Regions from separate parts of the Homo sapiens genome. Here region 1 is linked to region 2. A link is a loop called in an ENCODE intact Hi-C map of the cell type or tissue named here. Cell type or tissue: Caco-2. All regions are shown on one strand. Each heading gives the region's core, and the rest is flanking DNA. Links, peaks and the distances in the headings are about the cores only.

What was found. Peaks named below come from ENCODE experiments on the same cell type or tissue, not always from the same donor. Only the 100,000 strongest peaks of a DNase experiment are listed, where the experiment ranks them.
Region 1: a loop joins it to region 2, with 4 times the contacts of the local background. A loop is called at or near these places in 2 of 110 quality-filtered maps.

Annotation. Positions count from the first base shown.
Region 1 is chr11:106,711,434-106,727,783 of GRCh38, reverse strand. The region is part of intron 6 of GUCY1A2 (guanylate cyclase 1 soluble subunit alpha 2); the gene reads left to right. Among named protein-coding and RNA genes, the nearest start is that of GUCY1A2, 300 kb to the left of the region's middle. In Caco-2, for the core only: CTCF peaks have their summits at 6,008 and 6,210 (motif pointing left); no DNase peak of the experiment used is centred there.
Region 2 is chr11:106,080,194-106,096,543 of GRCh38, reverse strand. AASDHPPT (aminoadipate-semialdehyde dehydrogenase-phosphopantetheinyl transferase) reads right to left here. Exons shown (of 6, transcript NM_015423.3): 3 at 5,866-5,987; 4 at 5,067-5,228; 5 at 1,890-1,961. Among named protein-coding and RNA genes, the nearest start is that of AASDHPPT, 11 kb to the right of the region's middle. RefSeq lists an enhancer at 4,549-4,808. In Caco-2, for the core only: a CTCF peak has its summit at 8,509; a DNase peak (open chromatin) is centred at 8,513.

The DNA of each region.
Region 1 (16,350 bases), core at 5,292-13,291, 630 kb before region 2:
ATGGAGAAAAGCAGAAAATATGGAGACATTTAGAAGGCAAAATTGGCAAGATACTTCCTAAGCGATTTTAGTGTACAAAGTCTAGTTTCTGAATATAAGTTGTTTTTCCTTTTATTTTTAAGAAACCTGTGATTTTTTTTCCATAAATGTGTATATCTTTTTTCACTGAATTCTTTTTAAATGACTGGAGCAAAGGAGTCCTTGAAAAATGTGACCTGAGTACTGTGTTTAGTAGATTGAAAATTCTTCAGGGGCATAAGAAATTAAGAATGTGGTTTTCTTCCAAGATCAAGAAGCTAAGGTCATCTAATGGAGAAGTTCATGTCATCCATCACATGTTCTCATCTTGCAGATGTGGAAAAATGCCAGTGGCTGGCTTCTGTTTGACAGATTCAGTGAGCCTGCTTCAGAGGACTCTGAGCCAGGAAACTCTCAAGGTGGGCTGCATCCCACAGGACAGCTCTTGAATTTGGACAGCTCTTGAATCTGGTCTCATGTTGTCAGGATGACTTGGCTCACCACAACGTGGATGTCCTTCTTTGTAGCTTCCTTCTTTCTTCAGACCTTACACAGGCCCTGCTATGGGAATGGCTCCTGTCCTAACAGATTTGCGTTGATATCAAGGACTCCTTTTTTCCACACTTTACCTCATACTTCAACACTTGACTTCTTGTGCATCTCTTGCTTCCTAGTTTTGTTCTGCCATTTTGTTCTGACCAACAGTCCCAACCTGTTGGCTCTAAAATTTCACACTCTTCACTTGGCTTCAGGTCCTCGGTTTTACCCCGATTACGAATCTTTTAAATATTCAGTTCCAAAATTATTCATCCAGCTCTTTTTGTTTCCCATGCCACATACTCTTTGGTAAGTCCGCCACAGCCAGAACATCCAGAACCACCTCAAAGCTGGTATCTCTCAATTCAGATTTAACTCTTCCATTCAAAATTATTTCACAATCTGCCACCACCTTTATCTCACCCAAAGGGAACTTGTTAATTTTCCTTTAGCTCTTATTCCAATCCATGACACCAACCCACTAAGCCAGGTTTGGGACACCCTTCTTTGTAATGCTATCTCTTGTCTTTAATATCCAGTCAGTCACCAAGTCTTATCAATTTTTCTCCTACATGTGTCTCTAATCAGTCTCCTTCTTTCCATTACCATTACCACTTAAATGTCACTAAAAACTTTTAGCCTGTAGTGTTTCCTGCCCACCCGCCTAAGGTCATTCTCCATCCTGTAGCCCATATTAATACTCTAAAACAGAAATACAATCTGCCAATGTGCTACTTAATTTTTGCTTGCTTACCCAATATATATACACTTATTGATCTGTTTTTCTGTGGTTTTTGTTTTTGTTTTGTTCTGAGATGGAGTTTTGTTCTTGTCGTCCAGGCTGGAGTACAATGGCCCGGTCTCGGCTCACTGCACCCTCTGCCTCCCAGGTTCAAGCGATTCTCCTGCCTCAGCCCCCCAAGTAGCTGGGATTACAGGTGCCCGCCACCATGACTGGCTAATTTTTGTGTTTTTTAGTAGAGACGAGGTTTTACCATGTCGGTCAGGCTGGTCTCAAACTCCTGACGTCAGGCAATCTGCCTGCTTCAGCCTCCCAAATTGCTGGGATTACAGGCGTGAACCACCACGCCCAGCCTGATCTGCTTTTTATGTGTCAGGCACTGTGGGAGGATGCAGTGTTATCACAATAAATAAAATATACTTAGTCAATCTTATACTCTTGATGCCTTTCAGAATCTGTTAAAAGCCCTTACAGTTCATAAAATCCTAGTCTGTTCCAGCCTACCAGCTGAAAAATGGGGTATTGCAATGGGTAAGATCTACTTTTCCTCGTCCTCTCCCTGCCCCCAGAGTACTGCACAGTCTGTGGATGGGTATATAAAAGGAGGGAAAAAAAAAAAGATCTGGAGTAAGAAACTAGAGTCCACTGCTGTCATTTTAGTAGTCACTGGAGAGTCAAGCATTTAATTAAACATGCAAATGCCTGTCACTGACTACTTTTAAGCTCATAATTTACCATTTCAAACATTTGGCTCAAAGTACTCTGAAATATTACTAACCTCCATCAATGGGAACAAATACTTTATTAATATTGTGATAAAAAGTAATTACATATTAAAATATTACCATATACTATACATGATACTCTACCATGGCTTCATTTTTGTTTTGATAATAACTTTACGTGATTAAATTAACTTTTAAAAATATATTTTTAAATTGAACTATTTGGTATAATTCTGATAATTTTAGAATATGTATACTCTCCTAAATATACACCATGAAAATAAATATCACAGTTAGAATTTTAGCCAATAAGAATTTATGTCGCACTTTGGGAGGCCGAGGCGGGCGGATCACGAGGTCAGGAGATCGAGACCATCCCGGCTAAAACGGTGAAACCCCGTCTCTACTAAAAATACAAAAAATTAGCCGGGCGTAGTGGCGGGCGCCTGTAGTCCCAGCTACTTGGGAGGCTGAGGCAGGAGAATGGCGTGAACCCGGGAGGCGGAGCCTCCAGTGAGCCGAGATCCCGCCACTGCACTCCAGCCTGGGCGACAGAGCGAGACTCCGTCTCAAAAAAAAAAAAAAAAAAAAAAAAAAAAAAAAAAAAAAGAATTTATGTCAATAAGAAGATACATAGAAATATCATAAATATCTGAGTTGTTCTCTACCAAAATAAAGGATTTCTTAAATAATTCAGTCTGCAATCCTAATTATTTCTGCACAGTGTAATTAAATTTCTATTGTGAAAATTAATATTCTTAAAAAGTAATAACATCAATTGTTGCAGGCTTCTTTTTAATAAACATCTACATAAGGTGTCTGTATACTTGGAGATATGCTTATCTGAGTAGGAGAATAAGATTTGGTGGTAAAGCTAATCTAGTAAATGAAATCAAATGAGATAATAGATGCGAAGGGCTTGACACAGAGTGTTGCACACTCTAAGTGCTCAGTAAAATGCCAGAGATGATGAGGATAGTGATGCTCACATCTGTATTGTCAGGTTATCTCGTTATCCTCATTTTACACATAGAGATATGAAAGCTGCGAGAGTAACAATGACTCACTCATAAGGGCAGGCAGATAATATATTGCATAACCAGGAGTGAAACACTGATTTTTCAAATAGGCTTAAATCCAAGACTCTTAAACCATGCTTTGAGCAAGAACTTCTCAGGATTTGAAAAATAAAAAGCCTTGATAACCCAGTGTGGTTGGAATAAGCACTCAAGAGCAAGAGAGCCACAGCTTCCTCCTGTGTAAACAGGATAAAGGCACTTAAGGGCAGGTGACCAGAGAGAGTGAGATGGGGCCGGAGGGAAGGATAGGGTGATCAGATTCAGGGATTGGAGCCAATTTTTGTGGATCTAGCTACGTGACAATATGAAAAATGAACCCAGGTCAACAAAAGTTCCTTACTGGGTTATAGTACTCTTCTTCCTTTTAACTTGAGAAGTAGAAGGGTCTGACAAATTGAGTCTGATGAATAAACTCTTGTGTTGGCCAATTCTGCCTGCCATGTGCCCTTAGACTGCTTGCAGGGCTGAGGCCCACAGTAGCTGTCCTGGCCTTTTGCTGTGTTACTGGTTCCTGGTGTACATCTCTGAAAGGGCTCAGGCCACCCTTAGATAATTCCACAAGGCAGGTGCCATGGCTTGGATACACTCACTTGACCCAAGTTAGCTTGTTCTGTTTATTCATATGGTTGTTTTTAACTTGGTAGAAAAAGTAAACTGAACGGGAATGGAGGAATACCTTAAGCAAGTTTCTGTCAAATTATTATTTACTTAAATTCATTTTTTAAGAAACTCCCTTTACGAGGTGAAACAGTTGAAGAAAACAATACATTTCAAATATCTAATTCAAAAAGCATATTAATTTATGTTCAAAGATGTTTTAAGAAGTGGTTTAAATTCATATTTTTACTTTTTTTTTTTGAGATGGAGTTTCGCTCTTGTTGCCCAGGCTGGAAGTGCAGTAGCATGATCTTGACTCACTGCTTCCTCCGCCTCCTGGATTCAAGTGATTCTCCTGCCTCAGCCTCCAAAGTAGCTGGGACTACAGGCATGCGCCACCATGCCCAGCTAATTTTTGTACTTTTAATAGAGACAGGGCTTTGCCATGTTGGCCAGGCTGGTCTCGAACTCAGCCTCAGGTGATCTGTCCTCCTTGGCCTCCCAAAGTGATGGGATTACAGGCGTGAGCCACTGAGCCTGGCCATTTTTTACTTAAATATTGAGTCACTGCTGTGTACCAGGAAGGTTCTGGTGGGTGCTTGGAATATTACAGTGAGAAAAATGTTGTTATATCTTTGTTTTCCCAGAAGTCAGTACTAAGCAAAGGAGACAGGTAATGAAAACAAAACAAAACAGTCAAAATAAAGTGTAGGAAATGTTAGGAGAGAAGAATCGTGAATACAGTTCATACCAGGGATTCCTAAGTTCCTGATGAAAGGCTTCCCAAAGTAAGTGACTTCTAAGCTGTGGTCTGAAAAGTGAGAAACTATCCAGCTAGATGAAGGGTTGAGAAAACCAGAGGAAACAACTTATACGCAGACATGGAGCAGGGATGATGGCTAAGCTGGGCCTCTGTGGTGATGAGAATTTCTCAAGAGAAGTGTTGGGGCACAGTCAGAGGAAACAATCATAAAGGATCGGGGAGACAAACAGCTTGCTGTGTTTTAAGATATGCAGTTGACTTTGTATCATAATAAAATATATCAAAATAACTATTTTAATAGTCCTATAAAATTACACATATATAAACATATAAATAATAGTGATAAATTCATTTGCTATTGAAGATATTGCTTTGGTTAAAACTACATATTTCTTATTCTGAATTTCACATGTCTGGGGGAATGGGGTCAAAACAAAACAAACCAGTGCTAACCATTCTGGTTCTATATGCAAAGGGATTCCTTAAAATTGACATTGTGTGCAACACACACACACACACACACACACACACACACACAGAACTGGTCTTTGATGACTATTTTGTATAAGTTCTTCATTTAGCAGGTGCTCTTTCTGAAAAAGAAAATTTCCTATTTTTTTTTCTTTTGTTTGCTTGAATGGGATCGATGACTGGCTAATCGTAAATAAATACTACCAAGCCTTTTATTTCAAACTTCAGAGCTTTCTTCTCAAAGCCCAGGTTAAAAGAAGAGTCCCAGTTAAATCAAGTGACATATTCTAGTCCATAGATTTACTGGTTCATGGTTCTATTATTCTTTTATTTTGTACTAAGGGCACTATCAAAATAAATAAAAACATCACAGCTGTACTGAAACACTAAAAGAAAAATCTTGAATTTTCAGTAGTGATTTTAGACCCCACTACCAAGATTTTTTTTTCTTTTTGCAGCCATTAACTAGTTTTTTAAAAATAGCTAAATTTGGGAGGATCTCAACATACAATTTTAGAAAGTCTAGTCTGAGATTACTTTATCAGTTATTGGAATAATCTGACAAGCAGAAGTAGGACTAGGAATAAAGCATTGATTCAAGATTTCTTGTTTAAATGGTGCTTCTCATTCTTTGTTTGCAAATCTTGAGGAATACAAAGATGAATGAGCATCCAGTCCCTTTGGTGTCAAAAATATCATGCTGCAAGTATTTAGAAGAGGGAAAGAGGAACATTTGTGCCTGGCATAGCATTTCCTTTCATTTTCATTTATTCTTCTGCTTATTAATTCACTTATTCAGTCAATCAACAAACATTTAAAGATTGCCTACTCAATACAAAATCCACTAGTGGGTGTTGATGATGCAGCAATGATTTGGCACTGAAAAGAAACTTAAGGTAATGGTTCTCAAAATTTGAGAAATCTGTGAACTTCTTTGAAAAGGTGATAGGTACTATGGGTGCAACATAGGCATATCTGTGCTCATAACTTCAGTGGGGCTGAGGAGGATGCCTTGAAGCCCACCATTGGATTCCTTGGGACTTATGAATTTTGCTTAGCAATTTCTTAATTACAGTTTTGTTCATTGTTTGAATTTTGCCATCCAATCCAAAGCTTTTATCCTTATTATAAGGTTGATTTCGTTTTCATAATTAACCCCTAAAAGTAATATTGGGTCAAATCTTAAAGACACTTCTCCAGTTGAGAGACCTACTGCTGACGTTAAAGAACCAACCTGCTCAGTAAAATGAACATGAGCGCCATCTAATGCCCAAACAGAATAAATGTTGGTAACAACATTAATACACAGAAGATTAGAGTATGGGGTGTATGTACAAAGGAATTAACTTTGTTATCGGTTGGTTGACTCATTTCTAACACTTGTTAATTATTTTTTGATATTATCATTTTCAATTATTTTATTTCACATAACAGTCCCTTACTGTCTGAATTTGAAGATAAGAAACATTTTTAACAATAAGAAACATTTTGTTGGCCAGGCGCGGTGGCTCACTCCTGTAATCCCAGCACTTTGGGAGGCCGAGGCAGGCAGATCACCTGAGGCCGCGAGTTTGAGAGTAGCCTGGGAAACATGGCAAAACCCCGTCTCTACTAAAGATACAAAAATTAGCCGGGCATGGTGGCGCACGCCTGTAGTCCCAGCTACTCGGTAGATTGAGGCAGGAGAATTGCTTGAACCTGGGAGGTGGAGGCTGCGGTGAGCCAAGATGGCACCACTGCACTCCAGCCTGGGTGACAGAGACTCTGTCTCAAAAAAAAAAAAAAATTTGCAAATATGTCCTTTTTATTGGTGGAGAAGCATATGACTTACATTTTTAAATAAATTTTTGATTTTAGAATGTTTTTCGTTTTTCAGAATAATTTGCAAAGATAGTCCATAGAATACCCAAGTATCCCACACCCAGTTTCACCCAGAACTAATATGGTACAATTGTTACAATTAACAAACCAGTATCAATACATTATTATTAGCTAAAGTCTACAATTTATTCATATTTTCTTAATTTTCCCCTAATGTTCTTTTATGTTTCAAGGTCCCATCTAGGACACCACATTACATTTGGTAATCATACCTCCTTAGGCTTAGTTATGACAGTTTGATTTACATTTGATATTGTATGTCTTTGAATTTTATTTTAGCTTTCTGTTATTTTTCAAAATCTTAAAACAATTTAACTTTTCAGAAAACACTTTCCCTTGTTCTGTTCCCTTGATAACACTGCATGACTATTTAATCAGTTTTATAGGGGTTTGTATAAACATACATTATCATTATGCATCGTTCATCTCTAATAATGAAAAAAAAGGGTTAAGAAAGAGGATTATCAAAATGTTTAACTTGCCAAGATTGCCAATATAATATAATAAATAAATGATGGGTCAGATTCCAAAGCCTATGACACCTTCCAAAAAGCTAACACATCTTTTGGCATGCATAAGCTTAAAATGCCCTCCACCCCAGCACCATGCTGCTGCAAGGGCTTCTGGAATGACCAACGCCCAAGACAAAGTCGTTTGCCTTTGGAGTCCCATTGCCCCTCACAAGCACTTTTTATTTTATATAAAAAGTTTATATAAAATACTCTATAAATGAGCCTGGGTTGCCACCCAAACTGTTTTGTGTTTGCCACGAAAACAGATGTGCTGAGGTCTCAAGGAAACTTCTGTCTTACACTAACTGGAATGCATTAAGTCTGAGGAGGGTTCACAGTTCTGTCCTAGTTGCTAATATTTTAATTAAACATATATTTTTGTGGCCTTTAAAAGCCATCAGGAGATATAAAGGAATATTTTTTTGATAACTTCAGTGTCCTGGGAGCAAAATGGAATATTGTGTTTCCTAATTGAAGAAGTAGTATATATGTGTATATGGATGTGAAGGAATTTATAGAATGCTGGCGAAAATGATTTCCTGGGCAAACAGTAGAGGTATATAAATTACTTGGATCCTGCAGTATTGATTATTTGTGAATATATCTGTAAAACATTAAGTGATTTTTGTACACTCATAGATTTCAACCTTGGATGCATATTAGAAACCCTAGGGAGGGTTAAAAATCCCAATACCCAATCTTCATTCCAAACCAGCTAAATCTTACTCTCCAGTAATCAAATTCAAAACAGCAATTTTAAAGCTCCCCAGTTGATTCCAGTGTGTAGCCAAGAGTTCTACATTGTAACTCAGGGGTTTAATATTGTTCCTGTACTTTTATTCTGCAGCATAAACTTAGCTATGCTATTTATTCTTATTTTTAAAAGAAGGTATGGCTTACGAAAGATGATAAGCATTATTATGTTTAACAATCAAACTCATTATTAAAATTCCTTTTTTTCTTATACTTCTGTCAAATGCATTGTTTTTTCTCTGAGTAATTTAGATGAATGAATTAATAACTGATAAACACACATGTAATACTATGAGACTCCTTTCCTAAATCCTTTTATCTATTTTCAAAGGATTTTATTTCTACATATTTAAAGTTTTTTAAATCATTTTTTAATTTGTGCTTCTATGAAATTTTTTTCTTCCTAGAAATTTTATTCCGGATTATCTGTTAAGAGCTGCATTTTGACAGAAAATGATTTTCCTTATTAACTGAGTGAATTGATAAGTAAGTAGGAATATTTTCCAGTGGTAGTCTCAAGATAGAAACTTCTAAGAGCTTTGAAGTTTTAGCAATTAACAGACTTTATTAAAAATGAAGCCACTAACAAGGATATTAATACAAGGTAGATTTCAATCTGGGCAATTATACAATATAGACGTCTTTATTACTAACTAAAATATCACAGAATGATTTGATTAATGCTATAAATGTGATTAGTAGAATAAGTGTATCCTTAGTGCCATTGGTTAGATAGCCAAAGACTGGATGTCAGAGAAAGGTTTCCAATTCTTTTCTACATATGAGAATCAAAATCAAATTATAGAAAAAAGTCACAATTGTTTTCTTGAATTCCTTAAATATGTTTTTCATCCTTGAATTCTGCTATTACTCTTCATTATAGTGGTCAGTTTGTGTGTGCTTCAAGTATGTCACTATGTTGTTAAATATGTCAGCTGTCTACATTTCTAACACAAAATGATCTTTTTTTTCAACCGCTAAGTTATATGCTGGTTATTTCTAAGTACATGCATATTCAATCTAAGTATCTCAGTTGATTTAAATCAGTTTCTTACTTTGAAAAGATTTTTAAGACTTTTTTTGCACAGAGGTAAATTTCAGATTCAGCTTATAGGCCTTAATAATAACACTCCTACAGACTGAGTCAAATTTAAATATCTTATCAGGTATTAAATATATTTAAATAAAAACATACACATTAATGAGTGCCCTGTGAGAAAGTGGTGGTGAATTTGAGCCATATTGCTATATCCCCACAGCAATATCTGACATTTTATTCAGTGCCATCAGCTATATGATTCTAGACATGCCCTCCTAATCAGTGGTTTGTAGGGTTTTATCCTTCCTCATCAGAAAATGTAAACAAGATTACAAACCCACTTTCTTCCCCAACTGTAAAATATTAATTATTTAAAATTTTACCGTGTTTTATTTTATACAAGTGATAATAGCTCATATTATATGGTCTGAAATTACCAGTGATGAGAATAATTATTTGGTCAAATACTTTCTGTAAAGTTAAATTTATCTATGAATGGTGCTTCTGTAATGTTGACAGTAAATACAGTAAGATATTTTGCCCAAAGTGCTGTTTGTCTTAGTGTATTACTTGATGTGACATTCTGACACCATCAGACTGGAGGCTGAGTCCTCTGATAAAAAGAAAAATGCCACATAGCCACAGAAATTATTTCACCCTGTTTCCTTGCACATCTGGGAAATAAGCAAAAATTGTAAAAGCTGCTAGAGTGAGCTGATTGTTTTCTTCCTAAGAATCTTGAGCTTTCAAAATTTGAATTTAAAATAATGGACTTTCTTGTCAGAAAAATATTGATTATTAAGAAAAGAATGAGACAAAAATGTAAAAAGAAATTTTACTTACCTAATTTTATTAAAGGAGTATTTAATAAAACTTTATGATACATTTTAACTAATTCTGGTGAAAGGATTAAATATTTGTTTCACCCTTACCTCACAATGTGCACAATGATTTTAAGCTCCTTTCTGTTAAAGCAGTTAAAGACTTTTCCAAAGTCTAAAATCTTAATCACATAAATCTAAAAGCAACACTTAAATGCAAACATGAGTGAAGAGCTTACGGGCTTTTTCTACTAAAAGACTTTCTTCTTTTTCTATTATAGACCTATTTGAATTTGGACATTTTTCTTGCACAAATAAGACTGTTTCAATACAAATTTGAATGTATTAACTTGCTAGCTCATAATGTTACTCATGGTTTCAGTTTGACTTGCACATTCCAGAATAAATCTATTTACTTAATTATAAATGGGTGTGTGTCATTGTCCTTGACACCATGAGAAATATAATGGCTATCAGGAAGTGGGGGAAAGGAACTTAGATCTTTTCGAATGTCTACTATGGGCCTGTTGTTTCTCTCAGTTGATTCTGCTAACAGCCCACCTAAGAAAGTATTAATCATGCCAAGAAGGTATTATCATTATTATCTTATGAATGAAAACTTCACAGAGGTAGCTGAATGCCTAAAATTCACACAGCTAGAGTATCTTTTAAGAGTCCTTCTTTTGCAAGTGACAAAATAAATAAGCTGGCATAAACAATTAAAGGAATCCACTGACTCAAATAACAGAAGCCCAGAAGTAGGACTAGCTCTCTAAGAGGCTAGATATAGCTGCAAAATTGATATTACCATGAACTTGGCATCTCTGTTGTTCTCTTTGGTTTCCCTTCCCAGCATTGGCCTTATCCTCAGGCTCTACAAGCGGATCTGCTGCAGCCCCAGTCCCCCTCACTCTGACAACTATGGTGTCAAATTGGCTCTAGCCGTTCACTAGAACGCTGTACCGTGTTCACAAATGTATCCTGCACTAGCTGGGGGAAAAGAGGATCTCTCCTTATAGCTCTCTTATAATTCCTGAGATTTACTCTTATCTTTTTTTTTTTTTTTTTTTTTTTTTTGAGACGGAGTCTGGCTCTGTCGCCCAGGCTGGAGTGCAGTAGCGTGATCTCGGCTCACTACAAGCTCTGCCTCCCGGGTTCATGCCATTCTCCTGCCTCAGCCTCCTGAGTAGCTGGGACTACAGGTGTCCTCCACCACGCTCAGCTAATTTTTTTGCTAACCTCGGGGAACTGTCATACCCTTGCCAGTTTGGGTCTGTTCCTGGACCTGGGGGTGGCGTCAGTCCCACCAAACCTGCGGAGCTGAGAACGGGAGAAAGCGAATTGCCTAAAGAAAATCACAATGCTATTGGCTGGAAAATTTCTACCACCGTTAAGTAGTAGAGCCAGGATTGGATATAAAGTCTGCACTGTGTCCGTTATGCAACAGAACTAACAGGACATAACTTCCTCCTTCTGTTTACAACTGGCATCTAGTGGTCAGAGGCCAGGGACAGTAATCATCCTATAATGCACAATGCAGGCCACCCACGAAAAGGCATTATCCAACCCAGAATGTCAATAGTGCCAACACTGGGAAACCCTGTGCTATATGATCTGCTGTGGGGCATATTCCCTCAGCCTTACAAACTGCCTCCCTCCCCTCTTCTTTAAGCAGCAGCTACCTTGAGGGGCCTCCTTTCAGTTACAAAAATGTGCCAAAGCTCTTCAGGCTTTAGGATCTTTGAACATTATTTTCACTTTACCTGGATGTTCTCCTCCCACCCCTCTGACTACAGCTGCATCATTCTTTCCAAACCTAGCCAAAGGTGGGGAAGCATTGAGCTCAAAGAGTATTTTCTTGAGAAAGACTACTGATTCTCCAGAGTGGGTCAGCCCCACCCACCTGTCAGTAGTGCCCTGCCCTCTTTTATACTTTAACTTTGTAGCAATGATCATAATTTCAATTAGCTATTGTATCTTTTACAGCAAATGAAAACTCTAAAACAACAAATGAAGACTTATTTCTGTTTATACTCTGAGCACTTAGAACAGAGTCTGTGATTAAGATTGGATGTATTTTAGATGAGGCAATCAATAAGAGTAAAAGCTCACAGGCTTGAATGCAGCAAGCAGTTTAGGGAGTGTGCTGAGTAGAGCAGTCAGGAAATATTTAGTGTAGAAAAGCATGAACAGTAAGATGGAGAAGGGATGGAAGGTTTCTGGTGTTGGATTTAATAATTGTGTAACTAGTATTTTCTGAGTTTCAATTGGAATATGCTAACTCTTCTGTGTAGATGAAGTAGGTAAAACCAGATTAAATCTGATTTTGTTTATCTGATTAAGTCTGATGGGCCCAGAAGAAACAGCCTGAGGCATCACTTAAATTTGGGCATTTTTTATAATGCGCTGAACTCGGAGCCAAGTGAACTAAGATCTAGAGCTGAGCCTAACACTAATGTACTGTTTTCATTGTGCTCTTTTGAGCTTCAGTCTATTTGTAAAATGAGGGAGCTGGACTAAAGGATCTGTGCCGCCCTCCTAATCCAACACTCCTCCTTTACTAAGCTAAAAGAGAGTTTTGGCTTGCTGAGATGGAACTGTGCAAGCATTCTACTTTTAAAAATTGCAGGAGGAATTTTTTTTAATGCAGTTGTTTGTGAACCTGGTAATAAAGAAGCAGAATATTGTGAGAATAACTGAATCTTTTGATAATTGGGGACTTTAACGTGTCCCAGAGTTTTGCATTATTTTATACATTGAATATATAAAAGATTGGGTGATAGATAGCCTAACCTCACGATATATCCTTAAGTTTTTGTGTTTTTCAATAAATCCCTAGGACAAATATTTTTTTTCCATGAACACTCTCTTAAAATAAAGTCTACTATGCTTTGTCAAAGCTTTGATCAGATGAAAGCATTTATATTTCTGTTTATCCTCGTTTACCAAGATTAATAGGTTGCTAGAGGTCTGAGTACAGAGTTTCTCAGTCTTGGCACTGTTGATATTTGGGGCTGGAAAATTCTTTTCCAGGGCTGGGGAGCTGTTACAGGAATTTCTAACTCTAACAGATAGATGCCAGTAGCACCTCTCCCTCCCAGTTGTGAGAATCAAAAATGCTTCCAGACATTGCCAAATGTCCACTGAGGGGCTCAGATGACCTCAGGTGAGAACCATTGGTTTAGTGCAAAGTAATCTCCTTTAACTAGAGCATACTGGCCAGATGGATGCAAATATTACTGCTTGGTTAACCCATTTAAACAAAGTTAAATCTTGCCCAAATGAATGTAAAGCCCTCATTGATAGTTAAATGTATCTCACTGTTTGTCTTACTGCTAGATACTCTTGGCACATTCTGAATGAGGGAATCAGTGACTTCCTTATATAGGCAACAATTCCTGGGAAATCTCAATAAATTATCAGAAGAAATGCAAAAGAAAACAGTCTGCTGATTCAGCTTGTAAGTTTCCAGTGGTATCGCCTTACTTCCCAAACTAAATAATTCTCTGAGTCCTGTTCCATGATAGGATAGTGACTGTGGGTCAGTGCTGTTTATGTGGTTGTTGATACTCTTGTGCCTCTTTTAGATAGTTTTCTAAGAGACAAGACTTTTTTTTTTAATGACTGTTCCTCTCTATGACCCTCTGCCCCCTCAAGGATATCAGAGTTTTTGTCTTCAGCATTTTTCGGGTTATAATAAATTATAATTCTAAAAATTAGGCTGAAAAGAAAGCCTCAGGTCTTTTGAAAGGAGGCAGAAATAGAACTAGATAAGCCTTTCAAATAGTTGGTATGGAGTATGGAGTTTGTTTTTTTTTTTTAACAGAAAGAAAAGAAAAAAAGAGTGTAAAATGTGTCAGTGTAATACTCACTTCTGCTCTCCTCCTGCTTGAAAAGATCGCTGTAGTAATTAGAATCTCAAACGGACAGTCTTAGCATCTAAAGTTTGGGTGTACTTCTAGCAAACATGCATTGCACAAGATAACAATATAAATTGGCCTTCTGAAAGTAAACAAACCCAAAGAAATATACTAATGTTGGGCTGGGCGCGGTGGCTCACGCCTGTAATCCCAGCACTTTGGGAGGTCGAGGAGGGCAGATCACAAGGTCAGGAGATCGAGACCATCCTGGCTAACACGGTAAAACCCTGTCTGTACTAAAAATACAATAAATTAGCTAGGCGTGGTGGCGGGCGCCTGTAGTCCCAGCTACTCGGAAGGCTGAGGCAGGAGAATGGCGTGAACCCGGGAGACGGAGCTTGCAGTGAGCTGAGATCGCGCCACTGCACTCCAGCCTGGGCAACAGGACGAGACTCCGTCTCAAAAAAAAAAAAAAAAAAAAAAAAAAAAGAAACATACTAATATTGCAGTGTGCTTTGCTGATTTTAGAGAAAGGTGCTTTACACTTAGTTTGTTTAAGAGGAATACTGCTACTCAGCATGTTTTGCTTTCAGTCCAAATAGAGAATCCCTCATCAGAAACAGGCTTAAGTTTTTCAAATAGTTTACTTTTTTTAAAAAGTAGGTCTCACTTCTGCTTCCAGCCAATATGGAGTACAGTGACTAGATTTGCAGTCTCATCTTTAAAAAAACTTTTTAAAATCAGGACAAAACATACAAAAGAACAGTTTTCATGACAGTGGACATTAGACAATGGAAGATAGTGATTCCTGAGAGATAAGAAACAAATTAAATGAGCCCTATGATTGTCCTAGCTAAATGCCTTGAGAGGCATCCAGGCTGTGGCTCAGGGAGGGGCAAACCAGGAGATACCCAACAAACTTCTTGAGTTGAAGAGATGGAGCTGAGAGTCTTGGGAGACCAAGGAGGCTAAAGGTCATAGACAGAGTATCAGAGAAGTAAGAGTTGCAAAAAGACCCTCTGACATCTTCCAAGGATCCTCATTATGTATTCTGCAGGGTAGTGATTAGTGCACATATGTGAAGAAACTACTTGAGCCCTGGTGTGAGGGAGATACCCAAAAGATCATATGGAAAAGCACCTAGCACTTATACAGGACTTGGAAAACAATGCCTGTTTCCATCAGGCAGAATGGAAAACCTCATAAATCAAGGACACTGCAGAGAGTACTCAAGGTTCTTGCCTTAGTAAGGGAGGGTAATTAGCCCTTCATGAAACACTGTTCCAGTCTTGCCTAACAAATCTTAAAAGCAAGACTTGAAAGGAACAAATTTTTTCCAAGTCATTAAACTGCATCCCAGAACAAAGCTCAATAATATTTATGAGATTATAAAAATATCCAGCACTTAAGAAGTCAAATTTATGATATCTGGCATCCAATCCAAAATTACTAGACATAAAGAAAATCTGAGACATGGGACTCATAATGAAGAGAAAAATTAATCCAAATGGATAGGTACAGAGCTGAAACAGATCTTAGAATTAGCAGACAAGGGCATTAAAACGGTGATTTTTAACTGTATTCCATATTTTCAAAAGCTAAATTGATACCTGGAAGATTTTTAAAAATTCCAAATTGAACTTCTATAGAGGAAAATTACAATGTCTGAGATGAAAAATATGTTGAATGTGATTAATAACAAATTAGACATTGCAAAAGAAAATATTATAAATTTGAAGACATAGCAATAGAAATTATCCCAAATAAATGGAGAAAATTATTTTAAATGAATAGATCATCAGTGGACTTTGGAAGTAATTCAAGCTCCTAACATATGTGTAATTGGAATCTCTGAGAGGGAGAGGTAGACAGAAAAAAATATTCAAAGAAATAGAAAATTACCAAATTTGATAAAAACTATAAACCCACAGATCCAAGAGCTCAACAAACCCAAAACACAAGAAAAAAACATCAAGGTAAATCATAACTAAATTACCTAAAACTGATGATAAAAGAAAAACTTAAAAGCAACCAGAAGTAAAAGATATGTTATATATAGAAGAATTAAGATAAAGATGATAGCAGATTTGTTATCCAAAATGATGCAAGATGGGAGCCAGTGGAGCAGCATCTTTAAACTACTGGGGGTAAAAAACTCTTTAAACCTAGAATTCAATATGCAGTGAAAGTATCTTTCACATATGAAGACAAAATTAAGACTTTTAAACATAAAAAAGCAGCGGGAATTTATTATCAGTGGGCCTACAGTATAAGAAATATTTAAGAAGTCCTGTAGGAAGAAGAAAAATGATACCAGATACAAATGGATCTACACAAAGAAATGAAGGTCACTTTAAATGATAAATTTGCTATCTTTCCACATCCCATGAGTTGGAACATGAGGGTGCTCTGGATATGTGCCAAGACATGAAGAAGGACCAATGAAAAGGACCAGGTCCTTGAATTACTGAGGGGAATAGAGCAGCCTGGCAATCTGGATGACCCATCTAGGAACTATTATTGAAAGACAAATAAAAGTCTATGTTTTCAAA
Region 2 (16,350 bases), core at 3,762-11,761:
GATTCTTGAACTTTTTTATATAACAAAAACCTGTGGTATTTTACATGTAGATTTACTGGGCCCCACATCCAAAAAGTGTGATTTACTACATATCAGTTAGAAGGGATATCAAAATCTGTAATTTTAACGAGCAGTCAGGTTATTTTGATAGAGGTGAGTGAGAAAGTGAACTTTTGTGAAATACTACTCTAAAAGGTGGGTCTGATAAAACTGCCATAACTATACAGAGATGTATACTTCTTTAGGAAATTATTTATTCAATATTAAATTTAAACTGTATCTTACTCTCTGAGATAGAGCCCTTGTTCACAATTGAACCCAGTGCAGACCCTCTTTAATATTCTACACATCTAGTATAAATAGTACTTGGGTTTTGTATAGCGCTTTAACAAGTCAAGGTCCAGTACTTATATGACTGGTCTCATAGCTATGTTGTGATACGGTTATCTTAATTTTATGGATGGGGAATCTGAGGCTCAGGAAGAGCAAACAATTCAAACAATTTGTCCAAGCTCAAAACATAGGTTAAATGGTAGATGTGGGCCTAGAACCCAATTTTGTGAATTGTACTCTAGTCTTCCCAACATGCCACTGTTGCCTAAACAGGCTCTGTCCAGGGAAATGAAAAGTACTGAATATGCAAATGTTTCAACAATTATAAAGCTCTATGAAAACAAAAGGTATTTTTGCAGGGAGTGTGAAGCTGAGATTTAAAAACAGAAGGACGAGTAACCTGGGTCAGAACATCTTCAGATAACAGGTGTCAATTTTAACATGCCATCCCTTTTTAAGGAAGATAATCTATGGAGAACTCGTAATCCTTTGATTAATCTATCAAAGGTTTGGTGTGTTGCCTGAGCTACTTTTGTGGAAGTAACGATGCATATATATTGATCATGCTACATTCTTTCATGTTGATTTACTAAAAATAATGGAATGCATGTAGTTTTCATTAAAACATACGTTTTCCTTAAATAAATACTTCTGCAGAATCACAATTATATGAAATCTAAGAGTCTTTGACCCTAAGTTCTTCCCCCACTTGCTTACCAGGTAATAGGATAAGAAAGTATAAAAACATTGTGGCTGAATAATTGAAACTGATGTTATGCCACAATATGACACAAGGTCTCTTACATGTTTGACACTGTAACTTTGGGAATAATTCAGGATATTACTTTAAAAGGAGGAGTGGATTCAATTTGCAAGGTAATTCCATTACTCATCAACCTTCAACGTGGTACTCTTACATTCAACACAACCCCAATTCACCAAGAAATAAACTACTGTTAAGATGACTAAGATAATCTTGAATGTCTATTGGAAATATGAGTAGCATGATAGTACTACCATATTTTTTTTTGTTGTAATACTTAAGCGTATACGAATGTGAAGAAGCGGGTAACATTTCTTTTTTTTGAGACGGAGTTTCGCTTGTTTCCCAGGCTGGAGTGCAATGGTGCGATCTTGGTGCACTGCAACCTCCACCTCCCAGGTTCAAGCGATTCTCCTGTCTCAGACCTCCTGAGTAGCTGGGATTACAGGCGCCCGCCACCACACCTGGCTAATTTTGTATTTTTAGTAGAGATGGGGTTTCTCCATGTTGGTCAGGCTGGTCTGGAACTCCTGACCTCAGGTGATCCGCCTGCCTCAGCCTCCCAAGGTGCTGGGATTACAGGTGTGAGCCACCATGCCCAGCTGCTTTTTAAAAATGTTTCTACAAAATCCCTAGTGATCTTAATATTTGCTAATAAAGAGTACTACTATATCTATAATCTTAAAAAAATCTCTCTAAACTGATATAAGGCAAATGACTATTTCCATCAATAAAGAGCAAACTTAACATTGATTCATGCTATTTAGAAAAAAGAGAAATCCTAAAATCTTACATCCTGATGTCTAGATCCATCGGGTTTCCTAAGAGCAACTGCAACAAAATGGTGCTCATCTATTTTGCTTTCCTGAAAGATAAAAGGTAAATAAATATAGATTATAAAATATGTAAACCTAGATGTAACTTTGTTTACATTTTCTAAATCTCATTCTCTCTCTCTCTATATATATATACATATACGTACACTCACACGCGTGCATATATATATTTCCCCACCTCCGCTAAACTACTTTAGAAGTTACATATGTGCTGGCCCTTTACTCTTAAATACTTCAACATGTATTTCCTAGTAGGCACATTCTCTTACATAACCACAGCAGTTAATAACGTCAGTAAGTTTAACATTGAAACAATACTTTATTAGCTGTATTCCAAATTCTGTGAATTAATCCAATAGCATCCTTTGTGGCATATCCCTCCTCCAGAACAGGAGCCCAGTAATGGGCAAGTAGGGACAAGTATTGCATTCAGTTGTCATGTCTTGTTAGCCTTTCTTTTGTTTTTTATGACATTAACGTTTTAAAGTACAAATTCCCTAAATCTGCTTTTTATTAATAAAATATTGCTCATTTGGGGTTTGTTTGATATTTAATGAGTGGATTAGGTTATGCATTCTCAACCAGAATACTACACAGGTGATGTGCCCTATCTAGAGGTACTTGACAGCTATCTGTCCTTCACTGGTGATGTTAGTATGTATAATAAAGTACAAGGTTAAAAAAAAAAAATCAAGTTGCAACATTGGTATGTAAGCATTTAGTAAACTACATACTATCACGTATGAAAAATCATGGTGGAAATTTATAGGTAAAACATAACCAATATGCAATTTTCTACTTTCCTCTACATATGAGACAAAGGGGAAGGGGACTTTAAAATGTAATATATATTGAAGCAGTTACCAGAAAAAATTGTAAACACTTAAAAGCTGAACAAACTTTTCACTGAAAAACCACTTTACTAAAGCATTCTTCCATAAAACGTCAGAAGAAACTACAATTAGAAATAGTACTTAGGGAGCTTTTTCATTTTTTATCTTCTTCTTCCTATCTTCATACCTTCAGGTACCCAAGTCAGCATAAAGTGAAATTCAGTAAGGATAAATTTAAGATATGTTTAAAGAGGAAAAATATAAGACTAAGTATCAGAAGATTTACTATGTCAAAGTTATCGCAAAGTAAGTCTGCTATGTAGCCCTGTTCTGTTTTCTCTTTAAACAAACAAGAAAAAAGTAACTGGAATGTACAAATTTAAAAATATCTAAAATAATTTTTCAGAAATTTAGCATATAAGATATAGTTCTTATATGTATTGAATATTTCAATAAATAAGAATCATGCTTAATGTATAATGAGAGGTGTATGTACACTAACAATTGATAGTTGGACACTAAAGAATGTTAACTAATGGATATACTGTTTTGAAACTTTCATTTTTTAAATTTTTTGTAGAGGCAGTGTCTTGGCCTCCCAAAGTGTTGGGATAACAAGCATGAACCACCACATCTAGTCCTTAGCAGTTATTGACCCAGCTCTCTTCTTCAAAATGCTTTCTGTCCTTGGATACCAACACTACTCTCTTATACCATTTTGGTCATTCTTTATCAGTCCCCTCCACAAATTCACCTTTGAATATTAGTATAGATGCTCCACGACTCACGATGATGTTATATCCCAATAAACTCACTGTAAGAAAATATGGTTACATGGAAAATGCACTTAATACACCTAACCTACCAAACATCATAGCATAGCATAGCCTACCTTAAATGTGCTCAGAATACTTATATCAGCCTACAGTGGGCGAAATCATCTAACACAAAGCCTCATTTATAATAAAATGCTGAATAGCTCATGTAATTTATTGAATATTGTATTGAAAATGAAAAAAGGAATGGTTGCGTGGGTTCTGCAAATATGAATTCTACTGAATGCATTATCACTTTCATACTGTCATAAAGTCAAAAAAAGTTAAACCATCATAAACTGGGGACCATATATATTCTCAGGGCTCTATTCTAGGCCTTACTTCTAACTTCTTGTGGTTTCAATTTCCACTTCTCTCTTCATAGATTCAATATATAGCTGTTCCTTAGGTAATCTCACAGTTTCAACTTCAAATCCATGGTTTCAACTACCATTGACATAATGGTTATACTTATAACCATTATGATTATAATTTTTTTCCTCTAGCCCAGCCCTCCATTCCATTCACCTATCTGACATCTTCACTTAGATGTTTGGTATCTCAAACTTAACATCTCATTTATTTTCTAGTATTCAGTATCTCAACAGATGATCTTGTAAGTCAGAGAACTGCTCTATAGCCCGTTTGCTGGACACAAGCAGGACCAATCACAGTATAATGACTGGTCTGGAGATAAACAACTAGCCCAAGCTAGGCCAGGGCATCCCTTCTCTAGGATTTTTGGGCTTGGAACAGAAAGTGAGTTTACCAGTTTGTTTAGGTTTTTAAACTGTAAATTGTTTATAAACTGTTACATGCAACAGTATGTTACATGCAAGAGCCATGTTTTCTGTCATGCAGACCAGAGAGGCTGAGAAAGCTGGTGTACAGAATGAGAAACATGGGTGGGAGAAAACTGAAGCCAAAATGTAGAGAAAGGCAAAACTAGGAGACAAAAAGAGCTCTAAATATTTCATCCCCTAATTCTAGCTAATACTGGGGACAGTTACTGAATCACTCTAGTAACCTATAATACTGTTTTGGGGGGTTTTTTGGCTGTGTGTGTTGGCTTCTCTCACTAGCAACCAGGAACTGCCAGTGACAGAAACAAAATACAGTAAGAAACCAAAATATTTAACTTGATCAATACCTTGTAGGATCTACCAGCCTGATCTGGAATCTCTCTTAAATACCCTCATTATGGCCCAGCCAAAGTGGCTGCGTTTGGCTGTTCATACATGCAAAGCTCCTTGTCAGAGCCTCTTTTCCTTTCCCGTACTGAACTCACAATGACTCATCTTTCAACTTCTTTCAAGTATTAGTATAAATGTTACATGCTCTCATAGTAGCCCTGATTTCACTTTCAGAGCAGCAGGACTGGATTCAGTTGCGTCCAAATTCAGTGACTAGCTTACCCAAATTAATCACACATACATGCATAAAAAATAGAAATTCTTAGTTTTAACAATTCTAACAAATTTCTTACCTCAAATGCCCATTCTTTTTCTTCCTCTCCATCCAGGAATAAACGTGTTTCTTTATAAACTTGGCCTATATCCAAGTTTAATGGAGATAGATCAAATTCAAGCCGCTGCAATTCAAATCCTAGTCCAACACCAATGGCTTTTATGAAGCTTTCCTTAAGTGCCTAAGATACAGAAAGACATTTTCTCTTAGAATTTGGTGGACAAAAATTTTTCATAGAATCTACAGGTCCAAAAGATAGGGAGTTTCAATGCTATACTACATTATGGCTATATAGCTATAACCTTTTTAAAAAAAAACCCTTACAGCATGAAAACAAACCATCCATATGATCTTAGGGCAAATCATTTAAGCTCTCCGTGCCTGTATCCCCTCGTATGTAACCTGCGATGATGATAACAATACCTTCCTCATAGGGATGTTATGTACATTAAATTAACTAACTTAGAGCTTGAAGTAATGTCTTCTGGCATGTAGTATATATTATCAGTGTTTGTTATATAGGACCTCATGTGTATTAGTTCCTTTATGACAGAAAATATTATTTATCAATGGTAATGATTTGTTTTAGCTTTAAGTAAGTACTTTCTAACTGAGCATTACATATAGGTTAAATTTTCTTAAAATGAAATGTCATTATAATGTAATACCATATGCATAAAAACCATAAAATTCTCAAGCAATCACCCATTTACTTCAAGCACTGTTTGGACACTACTGGGTAACCAAGGACTCTGATTTTAAGTGAAGATAATGGAATCATTATAGACTTTTGCTTTCAAAATTAGAAAGAATTATACCCAATTCCTATAAAACATATCCAGCTGAGTCCACTCATCCTTAAAGCTTCTGATTGTTTCCCATTCTTTGTTGGTAAACTTTCTTTTCATAATATGAAAGAATTCTGGAATTGAACCACGACCTGCCAATTAAGAAATAAAAAATTAAATAGCAGTTCTATTAAAAAATAAAAAGTTGCTCTATTACTAAAACTGTTCAAGACAGCACCCCCCAAAGATCTAAAGGGCAACCATACTTTTGAATACATTTAAAATAATCCTAAACAAAATCTCGGCAAGTCAAAGCAAGTTGAAAATTAAAAGAGTAAACACACTATGACAAGCAGTGGTTAGCCCAGAAATATAAGAGTAGTTTAACAGGAATTGGTGATATTCTGTAAATTATTAAGTAAGCAGGAAAACCATATGGTTGTATCAATATATGTCCCAAAAAGTTTTGATAAAATTTAGCAGCCAAAGCTGTTATAAATTTTAAATAACAGGAAATTTCTTATATAAAAGGATACTTATCAGAAGCCCAATTAAAATACTCCTAAAGTAGAGCCATATTATTCTAAAGTTTTATTTTGTTATGTAACAGAGAAAAAAAGGGAATAATTCTTTTATTACAATTTTTGGAAAATTAGCAGAAAGCTGAAAACTGTTCTTTTATTCTACATTATTGCCACGGCTAAAAAATTAATACCTTCTTCAAAATGTTTTCCAACTTGTTTTCTAATATGACTTATTCAAATAAAAAGATTTTCATTACTCTTTCGTGGTTGCAGTTGCAAAATAAGCTCATTTTTAAAAACTTGAAATATATCTTTAGTGCCACTATTTCATAGATAACAAAATATTACATAGCATTCTAAAAATAAATGACAAAAGATACAACTCAAAGGATCTGATTCCCAGAACCAAGGGGTAAGATACATGTTAAAATTCATGGTAGGCCTCTGGTACTGAATTTTCCAAAACATTAAAATTATGTGTTTGTGTGTCTTTACCACCAAGCACAAACTTTCTACCATCATTCATTTTATATAAATATGCATAATATGTATAAATATTTACACAAATACATATTCAACTAATATTAAAAGTAAATTGATCACTGTTCTTGCCTTTTATACTTACAGCCTAATGGGCCTATCAGAGAGCCTGTTCCAAGGTAAGTGAACCACAAACATTTACTAAGTGTATACATGAATGTTAACTATTATATGGTAAATTATTTCCTAAATATTCTTCTGCCCTGTATCCTTAGTTCATTATTACATTATTTTCCAGAAAACCTTTTGAAGGTAATCCCTTTGTGGATTCTGTTAATATGGGCTTACTCCAATTCCCACTTCTAAAATAACCAACTCCAAAATTTGACATTCTCAAATGATTAACACAATTCTTATGATAGCTGATACCACACACTCTATGGGCATTTCTTATGTAAATAAATATGTGGAGAAAAAAGATGTTGAAGATGTTGAACATCCCCTTAATACTTCACTGGCATTTAATCACTAATTCTCTCTATGAGAATTCAACAATTAGAATTCCATTATGATCACTCACTAAAAGCATACAAGTGCTAGGTACCACGAACCGCATGATGAGCAAAACAGACATGGTCCTTATCTTCACAGAGAGTTTACAGTTTCTCCTGCAGTAACCAAATACCTTTCCCACAATCATCTCAAGGGTAGAGTATATTAAAAATCGGTTCTGTCATGAAATAGTTATGATTCTCCCAGTACTCCCGCTTCAAGAGTCAAAATAGTCTCCTCTTAGTTCATCAGGAAGTATTTCTGCCGATCCTGTTGCTGATATGTGGTACTATGGATCAAAATAAGAATCCTCATTCATTTTTAGGCACCGAAATATTAAATTGTGATCTTAAGAGTTCAATGGCAAGAAATTCTTACCCCTTTTGGGGCCATGGATCCCTTTGTTGTCTGGTGTTTACTCCTCAACACCTTCCTGAGACTAACATTAATAGAAGCCCCTCAATAAAAACTTTTTTGTTCAATGCATCAATAGTACATACTGGCTTGATAAGTAACATCTTAAAGAACACTTCAAAGAAAGTAAAGACAGAAAGCTTCTGAAGTAACAAAAGTAAATCTGGAAATTTTAAACATTGGGAACACTATATCTACAAAAATCAAAAACTGTTTCTTGTTGAATGGATTTTGGCACAAACAGCATATGTAACAATAATGGGAGGAATAAACTATTTTTGGTTTGGAAGCCTGCATTATATATTTTGAGTGAAACTGTAGTTTTAACAGATTAATGTCCAAAAAATCTGCATTTAAAAAGATACGCATTTTGTCATCTATAGTGTCATTCTGCTTGCTGCTTTCTTCAAATTTTATTTTTATAACCTCCAAGAAGCCTTCTGATTTTTAACTAAATAAGATGGGGCAATCAAGGAAAAAAATTTAAATAAGCATGCTATTAAAAAACTGATTAACATAAAAGGCAATCAATCTGGCACAATCACTAGAAAGCAATCACATAACTCATTATGTACAGCCAAAAAATATCCGATACGAGTGCGTTTTCATATACTTTAGAGCATCTTATTTAGTCCACAAAATAAAAAATTTGACAGCAATAGGAAAAGGTGATTTCGTAAATATTCGGCCAAAGCACAGCAGCGCCACACTGTGGCATTATGGTGGATATACAGTGGGCAAATATTGTGTTAAGTATTAAGTGCAGTTTACCTAGGAAACTGGAATAAAGAAAAATCGGTAGGAAGAACAGTGAATTTGTCCCTTAAACTATTTGAAGACAGCACAATTACTGCACATACGTTGGCAAGTTCTAATAATACCATTACATACACAGAGAATCATCAGTCAAATTTAGAAAAACCTGATCTTCCATCTTATAGCTTGATCATTAGGGAGAGCAGTGTTAGATATTGTATTCTGGAATGATTAACTAATCAAGACCACCCAGCAACTAATGTTTTATTTTAAACACAGTAGTAACATACAACAAAATCATTTAGATCCAATGCCTTGAGCAACTATTTCAGGCCTACGGAAAAAAATCCAGAACCTCAGGGCCTACGACATTAATCCCTCTCCAAAACAAGGTCACCAATATGTATACACAAATATATACATATAACTACCTCAGCCTTTAGGAAAATGGGCTGGTCATTTTTGAGGGAAGTGGAAGGGAGTTAAGCAATGCCCATCTACGTGCTTGCTTCAAAGTACCAAAATTTAGCCTTAGATAATAAATCATATTAGAAATTGTAATAGTTTCACTTTCTAAGTACTAAACTGTATATAATAGAATTATATATAATTTTGCTTCTATGAGAAGTGACAGTCTTCTAAGATATGAGTTAGTATGTACACCGTAATGCTTATCAGCTCATTTGTCCAGGAACTTATCCAGACAAAAACCTAGAATAACACAAAAATATCTGAGCTGCCAATATAGGTTTCACAAACTACATGCACAAAGCTTCTTGCATGTTACTATCAAAGGATGTATTTAAGCCCTCAATTTGTGGAGTACAGCAGAAAAAGCACTAGATTGAAATAACGTCAACCTAGGTTTGAAACTCACCATTTAGGCAGTCCTAAACTTCAGTTGCTCTTACATTGTTTACCAACACATATAGGTATTAACACACAGAGGCAAGAAACAGGCTGATAGAGCTAGAACTACTGGGCTGCGAATGTTATCCTTTCAGGAAGAACTCCAGAGAATGAAGAAGAGGACCAAGAGGACAGAGCATGAAGCCTTTTATTTTCAGGCTTTGAAACCTAATGAATTTACTCTGCTGGGTTTGGAACATGTTTGAGAACAATGACCCCTTTTTACTTCGAACTTCTTTTTGGAATGGGAATGTCTATCCTATGCCTCTCCTACCACTGATTTTTAGAAGACTTGTTTTCTGCTTTCACAAGTCCACAGATGAGAGGAATTTTGCCCCAAGAAGGATCATACTCCAGTTTCACACATAGCTGATTTAGATGATTGAGATGAGATCTGCCACTTTTTGGGTTGATGATATTAACACTTACATGAGATTTAGAGTTAATGCTGGAATGGGCTGAGAATTGCTAATGCTGGGATGGGGTGAATTTACTTTGTATGTTAGATGGATATAAATTTTGCAGGGGGCCAGAGAATGGACTCTACTGGGTTGAAGGGTGTCTCCTGAAATTCATGTCCACCCAGAACCTTAGAATGTGACCTTATTTGGAAATAGAGTCTTTATAGATGTAATCAAGTTAAGATCAGGTCATACCTAATTAAAGTGAGCCCTGAATCCAATGCCTGGTTTCCTTACAAGGAGAGACAGACACACAGAGAGGAGACAGAAAAGGTCATTTGAAGGTGAAGGCAAAAATTGGAGTGATGCAACTGCAAGCCAAGGACTGCTAGGAATGAGCAGAAACTAGGAAGAAGCAAGGAAGGATTCTTTCTTAGAACCTTCAGAGAGACCATGGCCCTGCTGACACCTTAACTTCCAGCCTTCCAGAACTTACAGAAGAGCTTTCGGTCACTTTAAGACACCATGTTTGAGGTACTTTGTTAAGCAGCCTGAAGAAACTAATATACACATGGATACAATTTAAATTATACATAAGCACACACATTCGCGTACCCTTCGGAGTTTTAATTCTATGTCCCTGCAGTCAAATGTTCAAATGCTGGTCCATCACTTCTTAGCTAGAGATTGAGGATCCCTAATCTGAAAACCTGAAATCCAAAATGCTATAAAACTCAAAGCTTTTTGAGCATCAAAATTATACTCAAAGGAAAAACTCAGTGGAGCACTGTGGATTTCCCACTAGGGATACTCAACCTGTGGGTTATTTATTTAACATTTACTTAACATCTCTATGGCTGTTTCTCAAACTGTAAAATTGGGACAAAGAATTGGGCAGATTAAGAATAAACATGTAAAATGCCTGGAACTATCAAGTACTTAATAAATATTAGCTCTGAGGTTGTTGTCAAAGTCATGGTTAAATGTGTATCTTCTTTTGTCAACTGTTTTTATAAAGTCCTTCCTATATTCATCAAGTAAGGCTTAAGTGGTTTTCCCATCGATATTTAGAGGGGCATTTCATATCTTAACAACATTAACCTTTGTCTGTCAAATTTGCCACCAATATATTCTCTGGTTTGTGAAAGATGATTTAATATGAAATCATATCTGTTGACTTAGTGGTTTATTATTTTAAGCTTCAAAAGCCATCTTTCAGAAGTTTGCTCAAATATACAATTACATTGTGTTCTAGTAAGTGTTAATAAAACTGGCCAGGCGCAGTGGCTCACGCCTGTAATCCCAGCACTTTGGGAGGCCGAGGCGGGTAGATCACGAGGTCAGGAGATCAAGACCACCCTGGCTAACACAGTGAAACCCCATCTCTACTAAAAATACAAAAAATTAGCCGGGCGTCGTGGCAAGTGCCTGTAGTCCCAGCTACTCTGGAGGCTGAGGCAGGAGAATGGTGTGAACCCAGGAGGCGGAGCTTGCAGTAAGCCAAGATCACGCCACTGCACTCCAGCCTGGGCAACAGAGCAAGACTGTCTCAAAAAAAAACAAACAAACCAAAAGTGTTAATAAAACTTTAATTTTGTTATAGTGTGAGGCAATGACTTTCTGATAATATCACTCATAAAAAATGGTAAATGGGCTACAATTTTTCTTTTTGTTAGTTCTGTAAATTACATCCAATACAGAATTTCCCAAACATTAATATGTCTATCAGCTGGGAATATTGTTTAAATATGGAAACCCGGCCAGGTGTGATGGCTCACGCCTGTAATCCCAGCACTTTGGGAGGCCAAGGCGGGCAGTTCACCTGAGGTCAGAAGTTCGAGACCAGCCTGGCCAACGTGGTGAAACTCCGTCTCTACTAAAAATACCAGGTGGCGGGTGCCTGGAATCCCAGCTACACTGGAGGCTGAGGCAAAAGAATTGCTTGAACCCAGGAGGCAGAGCTTGCAGTGAGCCAAGCACCAATGTACTCCAGCCTGGGCGACAGAGCCAGACTCTGTCTCAAAAAAAAAAAAGATTCTGCTATATATATTTTTCTATGATGTGATATTGGCTGGGCACAGTGGCTCACACCTCACGCCTGTAATCCTAGCACTTGGGAGGCTGAGGCAGGCAGATCACTTGAGCCCAGGAGTTCAATACTAGCCTAGGCAACATGGAGAAACCCTGTCTCTATTATAATATTAAATATATATATATTCTAAGTCCCTTCAGGTTCATATAGACCTAACTAATTCTTTTATTACAGCTAATAATTATCTGCAGAATGCATCCACCATTAATTTATTTAACCAATTTCTATTAGCAGCATTCAGGTTTTGTTGTTATTCATAAATATTTTGGATAGAGTACTATAAACAAGATCGCTAAATCAAAGACTATGTGTATTTTCAATTTTAACATTATTTTCCAAAAAGCCTGTAGCAATTTCTAGTGTTTCCATCTATATGATTGTTCTTTTCCGACATTTTCACAAGCTCTAAGTGTTTTTTTTCCAATTTTCTGCAAATCTGATGGGCACCTCACTGTTACTTTAATTTGCATTACTCTAATCATTAAGGTAATAGCTTACTGACTGCTTGAATTTGTTCTTCTGTAACGTGCCTATTAATATTTTCTAATCACTTCATAGAAGCTCTTTATATATTATGGATATTGACACCTTACCAAATTTGTTATAAGAATTTTCCTTATTCTATTATTTATCTTTTGTATTTGGTTATATTTTTGGAATATAATTTTTTTAAATTTAAATATCCATTCTTTGATAAATTCTGAACTCTGTCTCGTTTGAAAAGAATTCATAAAAAGATTTACTGCAACTCGACATCATAGTCAACTATATTTTGTCCTAAAATTTTAAACTTTTTTATTTTTAAATTTCTAATTCCTCCAAATTGGTGTATATAGTATGTGTTACATCCACATGACTAACCAATTCTACCAGCACCATTTAATAAATAATCTTTTATCCACTGAATTGAAATATGTATATATCCTGGGCTCTAAGATTAACTCTTCCAGTTGTCTATTCTTTCGCTAGTACCATACTCTTTTTAGTTTACAATGACTAACACAAGTTTTTGAAACTGGTAAGGCAAGACCCTTACTATATTTTTCATATTCCTAGTCATTAGTTCTTCCATAACAACTTTAAATGTATGTAACCCAGTTTCACAGAATTTTTCATATTTTGGTATCTGCAAATTCTTTTAATAGGAATCAATAAAATCTCATACTGAGAGGCCATATACTGTAGAGAGCAGTGGTTAAATATATGAAGTTTTACTTTTTAGCTAAGTCAACTTGGACAAATGTCTTAACCTTTTATATAAAATAACAGTAGTACTTACGCACTAGTCTTACAAAGATGAAATAATACCTATTAGGCATCTAATATAGTGTCACACACTTGTAGGAATTGCTCAATAAATACTAGTTACACAATCAAATCCTACTGACAAAGGAAAAAGACCGACCTGTAACTGGGAAGGAGGAAAACTCCTTGAGGGTGGAGACTTGGTTTTCCAGTAAGGAATTCAGAGTACAAAGTGATGTGTGAGTTTCTAAAACTACTTACAGGTTTTAAATCCCAAGTGCATTTAAAAAAAAAAGTCCAGCAAAGTTTATTTTAAAAATGTAAAGACGAACATGTAAAACCATAGGGGGAAAATTCTGGTCCTTTCCCAAATTTCAATCATAATTTTTATGTATTTTGTCTATTTTATTTTGCCTTACTTTGTAAATATGGTCACAAAACTAAACAATTCAAAAGTTACCCTTTATGCTTATCACTTCAAACACTTTTAATGGTAGAAAAAATTAGAAAACAAAGGGAAAACCAACCAAAATTTTCCAAAAGAGGGTAATAAATTAAGATGAAGACCAGGAAAACACCATTCTTCCTAAGAGTAAGAATGTACCGTCCTGGCATATGGTAGGCTATATACTAGGTATGTTCTCTCCTGCACGTCCACAGCAACAGTTGGGAGAACAGGTAGAGGGAGGGAAATGAGCTGCACTCAGCAGAAATGGTTAATGCACCATGAAAGAAAAAGACTCTCTGAGTTCCTAGTGGATTCTTACCTATAGGACAAGACAGAGTAATGGAATTGACTCTTTCAATGCACTAATGATAACCCCCAAAAGCCAACTCTGTCTTTAGAGTTGGCAATCTAGTAACAATGCCTAGTACAAAACAGAGTACTTTCCTTGCTGCTCTCCTAAGTTTTGCCTAGCATCATTTAGCAAGACTCTTAGGAAAAATCCCTTGCTCAATCTCCTCACTTACTACAATAAGTAGAGCAATTCAAAGAATCTCCAATGAAGCAAATCAGTGTCTACTTCCCATCTTCATTAAGAAATCATGCTGTGTCCATTGATGCTTCAGGAATCAGTAGCATGGTAACAACACTAGTGACAATTGGAAAATCTCTCTTCCTTTCTGTGTTACTGGACATAGCAACAGCTTTTTCACAACAAAATAAAGAAAAGGAAAAGGCCTAGACATTGTGATTAGTCAAGTAAGATCAACTAAAAAAAACTGGTGGGGGGAGGTCTAATAACACAATTAACAGGAAAACTAAATCTTAAATTTTTGCTCAATTGTCTTTCCATCATTTATTTTTCTTTTTTATTATTATTATTATTATACTTTAAGTTCTAGGGTACATGTGCACAATGTGCAGGTTAGTTACATATGTATACATGTGCCATGCTGGTGTGCTGCACCCATTAACTCATCATTTAGCATTAGGTGTATCTCCTAATGCTATCCCTCCCCCCTTCCCCCACCCACAACAGTCCCCAGAGTGTGATGTTCCCCTTCCTGTGTCCATGTGTTCTCATTGTTCAATTCCCATCTATGAGTGAGAACACCATCATTTATTAAAAGCTTCAGTTATTAATTACTTGTTTATCTAGCATTGACCATAGCCAACACTGCCCATCAAGTTAACTGGTAACAAAATCTGTTTCTCAGAAGTATCATTTCCAAGCAGATACCAACCCACTGGGCCAATTATTACCAGGTAGTTGTGCTGACTGCATTCTAAAAAACAATGGCCTTTCCATTTCTGATTTTAGAAAAAGTTCCTGTAATGACAGCAGAAAGCTACAAGAATATATGGGCTAATTCCCATGCTAAGAATCCTCTATAGCAGCAATTTTTTTAGAGTAAGCCACCTATGTCCCTGTTGAATACCAGATCCTTTCCCAAGAAAAATGCACATGTGCATATCATACAAAATGTAGCATACAGTTTCAGGAGGTAAACAAAATTCCTGGAATCTTATCCAGGGAATCAGATCAACAATCTGTTATAAGGTTTCCAAAATCACTAGTAGGGCCTTGTTCTGAACAAACCTGAGAATAGAGTTGTACTGGAAAGGTTTATTAGCAGGTAAGAGAAAGAGTAGCTAGTAGGAAAATGCAAGGTAAGGACAATAAAAGCAAAAGGGAGAAGAGATTCACAACCACACTGAAGCCTATACTCTAACAGCACAGTGTTTATTCATTCATTTGACAAATATTTTACTATTACATGCTAGGCAAGGTACTAAGAGATGTGATAGTGATCAAACTCTGATGTGGCTAACATGGTTCTTGCTCTCACACAGCTTTTAAGTATCAGGAAAAGATAATCAATCATCCTGATGAATAATCAACTGAGATACATTACTGGAATAAGGAAAATATATTTTATGAGAACCTACAACAAAAGAACCTAGCTTAGATTGAAGGCTCACAAAGCTTCCCTAAAGTAAGGTTAAGGTGAAATCTAACAAGTAAATAGGAGTTCTCTATGCAGAAATGGGAGTGAGAGATAAAATTAATACAAGCCTTACAGACTGAGAGAGCCACATATTCAAACCACATATGGTGCAGGCAGTATGGAGATTAGATAGTTTTACTATGAAATTAGGAAGATGTGGGTTCTTTTATTAATAGCTTTCTTCTTAGCCTGTTACTTATTTTCTTTAAAAATAGCAGTATATGCATCATAGGGTAGTTGAGAGAATTAAATCACAGAATATGTCTAAAGCACTATGTAAAATGCCATGACACGTGGTTAAGTGTTCATTAAATGTTAGTGATGATGACAAATATACAGCAGTTAAGAGAACCTGTATTTAGTATGTATTAAATTGCCTGGGTACATTCAACTTCACCACAAATGTTAGTGGTCCTTAAAGCCACCACTAACAAATTTCTAAGGCAATATATAAGCAACTTAAATATTTTAATAATGCTTGCTCCTCATTTTTACTTACATAAATGGGCTAAAAAGAGATGTATTTAGATGCAGAACAAAGAGTCGCCCGTTGGTATCCACTGGGGACTGGTTCCAGGACCCTCCTCAGATACCAAAATCTGCGCATGCGGCCCTATGGAACCTGCATATATGAAGTCAGCCCTCCACATCCTCAGGTTTCATATCCTGCAAATACTGAATCTTGATA